Regions from separate parts of the Homo sapiens genome. Here region 2 is linked to region 1. Evidence: chromatin contacts called from ENCODE Hi-C data. All regions are on one chromosome and are shown on one strand. The core of a region is the stretch at or near the end of the contact, and the rest is flanking DNA. Distances in the headings are between cores, read along the strand shown.

Region 1 (2,926 bases), core at 221-2,720:
CATAGACATTTCAACTGGTTCTACTTACACATTTCTCACTGAAAAACTGAAGTTGAGCAAACTTTTCACCCGATGGGTGCAAAACTGTTGCACCCAGATGAGCTGCAGACAAGAGCAGGGCTTTCAATGGAAATTGTAAACAAGTGGGATCATATATTGAAACATTTCTTTGAAGAATTGTAACAGGAGATCAAACATAGCTTTCTCAGTATGATTCTGGATCAAAGCAATAGTTACCAAGAGGTGCAAGTGGTCCAGTCAAATCAAAAGTAGACTGGTCAAGAGCCGAAGTCATAGCAGCAGCTTTTTGGGATGCTCAAGGTATTTTGCCTGTTGACTTTCTGGAGGGTGGAAGAGCAATAACATCCGCTTACTATAGGAGAAAGTGAAGCAAAGCTTTAGCATAAAAACACCTACGAAATCTTCACCAGAGAGTCCTTCTCCATCAGGACAATGTTCCTGCTCATTCCTCTCTTTAAATAAGGGCATTTTTCCAGGGATTTCGATGGGAAACTATCAGGTATCCATCTTACATTCCTGACCTGGCTCCTTCTGACATATTTTTGTTTTCTAATCGTGAAAAATCTGTAAATGGCACCCATTTTTCTTCAGTTAATAACGTAAAAAAGCCTGCATTTTCATGATTAAATTCCCAGAACCCTCAATTCTTTACAGATGGACTAAAGAGCCGGTATCATCACTTACCAAACTGTCTTTAACTTGATGGAGCTTACGTTGAAAAACAAAGTTTATATTTTTAAATTTTATCTTTTAATTCCATTTCCCATGAACTTTTATTCTTTTAAAAACAAACCCAAGTATTTTAATTCTACTTGCCTTTTTTACTTATTACACACTTCGGGAGATTTTTTGCCATATGGAATCACCTCATCCCTTGTCACGATTGCATAATATTCCATAGTAGGAATGTTTCATGATTTATTTCTTCATTCCCCCACTGATTTCAATTTTCTGCAACTGCAAGCATTGTTCATAATTCTGTACTGTTTGTGAGCCTATATAGGAGTATCCGTGCACAAACCTTTTTATGCATTGTGCGAGGGTTACTCTGAGATAGACACCAAGGGAACTGCTGGGTCATAAATCCAATTTTTTCAAAGTAAATCCGCTTGCGAACCCGGAACCAAGTCGATTTTTCCCGCCCCGCCAGTTCCCTGTTCAGGAGAGTGCAGCCGTGATTGGCGCGTTCACTCAGGCCAGGGGCGCCCCAGGTCTCAGGTGCTAGGAGCGCGGTGACCTACCACCCTCCGGGCACGCGTTCTGGCCACGCCTCGCGGCCCCTTTCATTGAAAGAGCCCGTAGGGATCACGTGAAAGAACACTGCAGAGTGCGTGACGTCACGACGCTCACACCAATGGGAGCCTCTGTTTATGTCGGGAGCCATCAAATAGTCATCTTCCCCCTACCATCCCCCGCCCACTCTCCGTCGCGCTGCGCTGCGTCGCTTTCAGCCTCTGGTGAAGGGCGGCGCGCTTAGGCAGGCGGTGGCGCGGCTGGAGTGCCGCGGGGAGGGCTGTGCCGGTTGCTTTCTGCAGCCGCATCTCGGCCAGCTCTCCTCGCCGTCCCCGGGGCGCTGTGCGTCTCCAGTCCGGGACCGAAGCCGCCTGCCGTAGCGGGCGGCCAGATCCGCGTCCCGCCTCAGCGGCCGGAGGACATGCGGGAGAGAGAATGAGCCAGAGGGACACGCTGGTGCATCTGTTTGCCGGAGGGTAAGGTCCTGGCGGGGCGTGCGCACTGGGGCTGAGGGTGCTGGGGCCGAAGACGCAGGCGAGGGGGGCGAGGGGGGCCGAGGGGGGTGGGGGGGTGGGGGGGCGGGAGTGAGGCCTGGGCGGGGAGCTGCCACGGGCCTGCGGGTGAGGGGAGCGACCCAGCCCGTGGGTGGTGAGGGGGGCTCCGGTTCGGGGAAGCAAGGGGGTGAGGCCCGGGCCCGAGGGCGAGAGAGTGAGGCCCGGGCAAAGAGGGTTGAGGCATGAAACCCGGGCCGGGAGTGAGGTTTTGGGCCCGCGGGGCCGGGGTGAGGCGGAGGCCGAATCCATGCGTCTGAGGAGACGCGGGCAAGAGCTGGGGTCGGCGCTTGATTACCCGGACGCCGCTGGACCTGGCCGCACGCCGCAATCTAGCAGGCGTCGGGGATCCAGGGCCGCTTTGAGGAGCCTGGCTTCGGATTTCGCGTAGGTTGCATGGCCCAAGGGGACGGGGCGGAAAGTGCGGAGGCTGAGGACAAAATGGGCGCCGGAGACTCCTTTAGCCCTCGCTCCTTGCAGCGCTCGCTTGGGCCTCTGCACGTCACTCACGCCCCACCTCGGACCTCGGGCCGCTCATTTCCGGGCTCGGCTTTGCAAGGTGGGTGGTAAGGGGGCTACGGGATCGAGCGGGGAAGGCTTTGGTATTCTCCCGTGGTTGCTGTAGGGTGTTTCTAGCCCTTGGAAAATTTCTTGCCCGAGGTTTTCCAGGTGGTGAATGGGGTGCAAAGCTTTCCAGTACCTTTGGGGTCAGATTCCTTTCGAGAAAACCACCCCTCTTGAACACCGCTTGCTTTTCTGCTGCTTAGGAGAAAGTAGGAGTGGAGAGAGGTCAGATTTTTTGAAGATAGTGTTAATAGTTACTATGTGTGTGCAAGATTAGGACTAAGCCTAAAGTCTTAGTTCCCTGATTGCCAAAATGAGTGTTAGAGCTTCCAGTTTAGCCTCCTGTTTAGATTTGCTCCTTCTAAATCATTTGGAGAATCATAGCAATTTTAAGAGTTACTTATTTGGAGGATTATAAAGAGTTTTCTTATCAAAAATGCCTTCGGTGAATTATGCTGAGACTCTTACCGGCATCTTCTTAAATCCTGCAGTTTTTAGATCGACTTTTAAGAATATGAAAGAAATACACACGCAGTTCTATTCACGGTGCCTTGCTT
Region 2 (3,101 bases), core at 66-2,565, 2.8 Mb before region 1:
TTTTTCTCTCCAGAGTAATACCTAGAACATAAGAGCAAAGTCAGTTACCACAATTAGGCATAGCAGAAAAGCAAATAAGTTCCGAAAAAAAAAAAGAAACTGAGTTCATCATAAAAAGTTAAAAAGCTCTTTCAAAAGGAATTGCCTGGGGCTGGGCGCGGTGGCTCCCTCCTGTAATCCCAGCACTTTTGATGGCCGACACAGGCGGATCCCCTGAGGTCAGGAGTTCGAGACCAACCTGGCCAATGTGGTGAAACCCCGTCTCTACTAAAAATGCAAAAATTAGCTGGGTGTAATCCCAGCTACTCGGGAGGCTGAGGTGGGAGAATCGCTTGAACCCAGGAGACGGAGGTTGCAGTGGGTCAATATCGCGGTACTGCACTCCAGCCTGGGCAACAAAGCGAAACTCTGTCTCAAGAAAAAAAAAAAAAAAAAAAAAAGGAATTGCCCAGTATCCATCCTTGCCCTTAGGAATGAAGAGCTTCCACCTTGAGCCTCAAGTCAGTGCCCGTTCAATTAAGTCAAGAACTGTTTCGAGTTCATTGCCATAACCTCATCTTCTAGAACCACAACAAGCACATAGCAGGGGCCCAGTAAAAACTTCAGGATCATTGAATGAACTAATTCCAGAGTCCTATCAAGTACAAGGTAGCTATCTAAACCTGTCAGCTTCTTCCTCCAGGTTATCCCCTCCCAGGCTTCGACACCCTTTGAAATGGATAAGATGTGTATGGAAAGAAGGAAAGTGACATTTCCTAAGCACCTAATGAGATAGGGTGCTAGTGAAACTGACATAATTTGGTACCTAACTGAATACAGTACCGAACTGAATACATTTCCCGCCTCCCACTACCTCACCCCTGTATTCAGTTAGGCACCAATTAGAGATACAGAGAGAACAAAGACAGGATCTAAGGGAAACAGGCAGCCAGTGGCAGAGGGAACCCAGTCCCACCCCCCCACCGCCAAGTCCGGGCCCGGCCGCGTCCTCACCTGTAGAAGGTTTGCATGTGACGATACTTGGGCGGCACGGCCATGCAGCGTAGATCCGCCTCGTTGCGCACCGCCTGGAAGTCGCCGCAGCACAGCAAGAGGTCGACAGGCCCCGGGCCGCGCCGCTCTGCCAGCGCCAGCGTCTCATAGATCTTATCCAGCTCGCCGTGGCAGCAGCCAGCCACAGCCACCCGCATTCTGCCGGCCTGAGGAGGTGAGCGCTGCCTGCAACGCCCTACACCACAGCCAGCCCAGGACCGACTGATCGCTCAGCTCCCGCCAACTTTAATAAGTATAGCCACCGCCTGGGTGTAGACTCCTGCAAAATAATTCACTTCCGGTTTCCAGATCTCGCGAGAGAGGGACCGGGAAGGTCAAACCTAATTCTGGGATCCCAGGGAACTTATTTTCTTTTTTTCCTTTTTTCTTTTTTTTTAATTATTGTTTTATGCAGTCAATATTTTTTTGTATATACATCCACAAATGTACTCTTTCCATCCTTACTCTTTTCTTCCTGGATTTCCATTTTTCTCTTTGGAATCATTTTTCTTCTGTCTGAAGAGCTCAGTTTAAGTTTTCCTGTTTGTTTAGTGTAGGCCGACGACAGATTAATTTTTTTCTAGATATTTGTTTGTTTAAAAATTTCTTTCCACTCTGGGGAAAATGGTGAAACCCTGTCTCTACTAAAAATACAAAAATTAGCTGGGCGCAGTAGCGCACGTCTGTAATCACAGCTACTTCAGAGGCTGAGGCAGGAGAATCCCTCAAACCCAGGAGACGGAGGTTGCAGTGACCTGAGATCGCGCCCCTGCACTCCAGCTTGGGCGACAGAGCGAGACTCCGTCTAAAAAAAAAAAAAAGAGACAAAAGAGAAAGAGAGAGAGAAGAAAAGAAAAGAAGCCAGTGTGCTGGCTCACACCTGTAATCCCAGCACTTTGGGAGGCAGAGGCGGGCGGCTCACGAGGTCAGGAGTTTGAGACCAGCATGGCCAACATGGTGAAACCCTGTCTCTACTAAAGATACAAAAAATTAGCTGGGCGTGGTGGCGCACACCTGTAATCCCAGCTACTTGGGAGGCTGGGGCAGGAGAATCGCTTGAACCCAGGAGGCAGAGGTTGCAGTGATCTGAGATCGTGCCATTGCACTCCAGCCTGGGTGACAGGGTGAGACTCCGTCTAAAAAAAAAAAAAAGAAAAAGAAAGAAAGAGATGTCTTTGTTTCACCTTAATTCATAAAGGGTGTGTTTACTGAGTACCGAATACCAGTTAAGCAGTGTGTGTGTGTGTGTGTGTGTGTGTGTGTGTGTGTGGTTTTTTTTTTACAAAGCATTTCAAAAATAGCATTCTATTATCTTCTGGCTTGCATTATCTTCTACTGAGAAGTCACCTATAAACTTAAGGTTTTTTTTCACTGAAAGTAATGTGGGTTTTTTGTTTGTTTGTTTGTTTTTTGTTTTTTTGAGACGGTCTCTCACTCTGTTGCCCAGGCTGGAGGCAGTGGCACGATCTCGGCTCACTGCAACCTCCGCCTCCCCAGTTCAAGCGATTCTCCTGCCTCAGCCTCCCAAGTAGCTGGGATTACAGGTGCACACCACCATGCCCAGCTAATTTTTTGCATTTTTAGTAGAGACAGGGTTTCACCATGGTGGCCAAGCTGGTTTCGAACTCCTGACCTCAAGTGATACGCCCACCTCGGCTTCCCGAAGTGCTAGGATTACAGGCGTTAGCCACCGCGCCCAGCCAGTAATGTGTCTTTTTCTTTGCTATTTACTGTTTTCTCTTTCTCTACTTTCTCTCCCTACTCCTTAAAGCTATTTTAATAAAATATATCTAGGTGGTTTTTTTTTTGAACTTTACTCATTTATGCTTTCTGAATCTATAGCTTGGTATCTTTTTTCAGTTTTGGAATATTCTTGGTCAGTATCTACTTAAATGTTGCTTTTTTTTCTGTCTTTTCCTACTCCTTTGGAATTTTTCCATGGTATTTTACCTATCTTTTATTTCTATTCCATAGTTCTCATTTTTATCAGTGTTTTATTTTGGATAGTTTCTAATAACCTCTCTTCTAGTTTACTAATCCTATTTTGTTCTATGTCCAATGTACAAACT

The links. Hi-C counts contacts between places; a loop is a spot of excess contacts on that map. Pooled maps may share reads with other maps.
Region 2: a loop to region 1 is called in a map of CD8-positive, alpha-beta T cell, with 19 times the contacts of the local background. The contact joins the promoter of DBR1 here to the promoter of SLC25A36 in region 1. A Hi-C loop is called at or near these places in 4 of 168 maps with a recorded cell type or tissue (CD4-positive, alpha-beta memory T cell, CD8-positive, alpha-beta T cell and naive thymus-derived CD4-positive, alpha-beta T cell) and 15 of 50 pooled maps.

What each region holds. Positions count from the first base shown.
Region 1 is chr3:140,940,366-140,943,291 of GRCh38, forward strand. SLC25A36 (solute carrier family 25 member 36) reads left to right here and starts at 1,471. Exons shown (of 7, transcript NM_001104647.3): 1 at 1,471-1,730. The coding sequence starts at 1,690. RefSeq lists enhancers at 1,445-1,814, 1,908-2,755, 2,395-2,624.
Region 2 is chr3:138,173,606-138,176,706 of GRCh38, forward strand. DBR1 (debranching RNA lariats 1) reads right to left here and starts at 1,316. Exons shown (of 8, transcript NM_016216.4): 1 at 994-1,316; 2 at 1-21. The coding sequence starts at 1,190. RefSeq lists an enhancer at 1,022-1,231.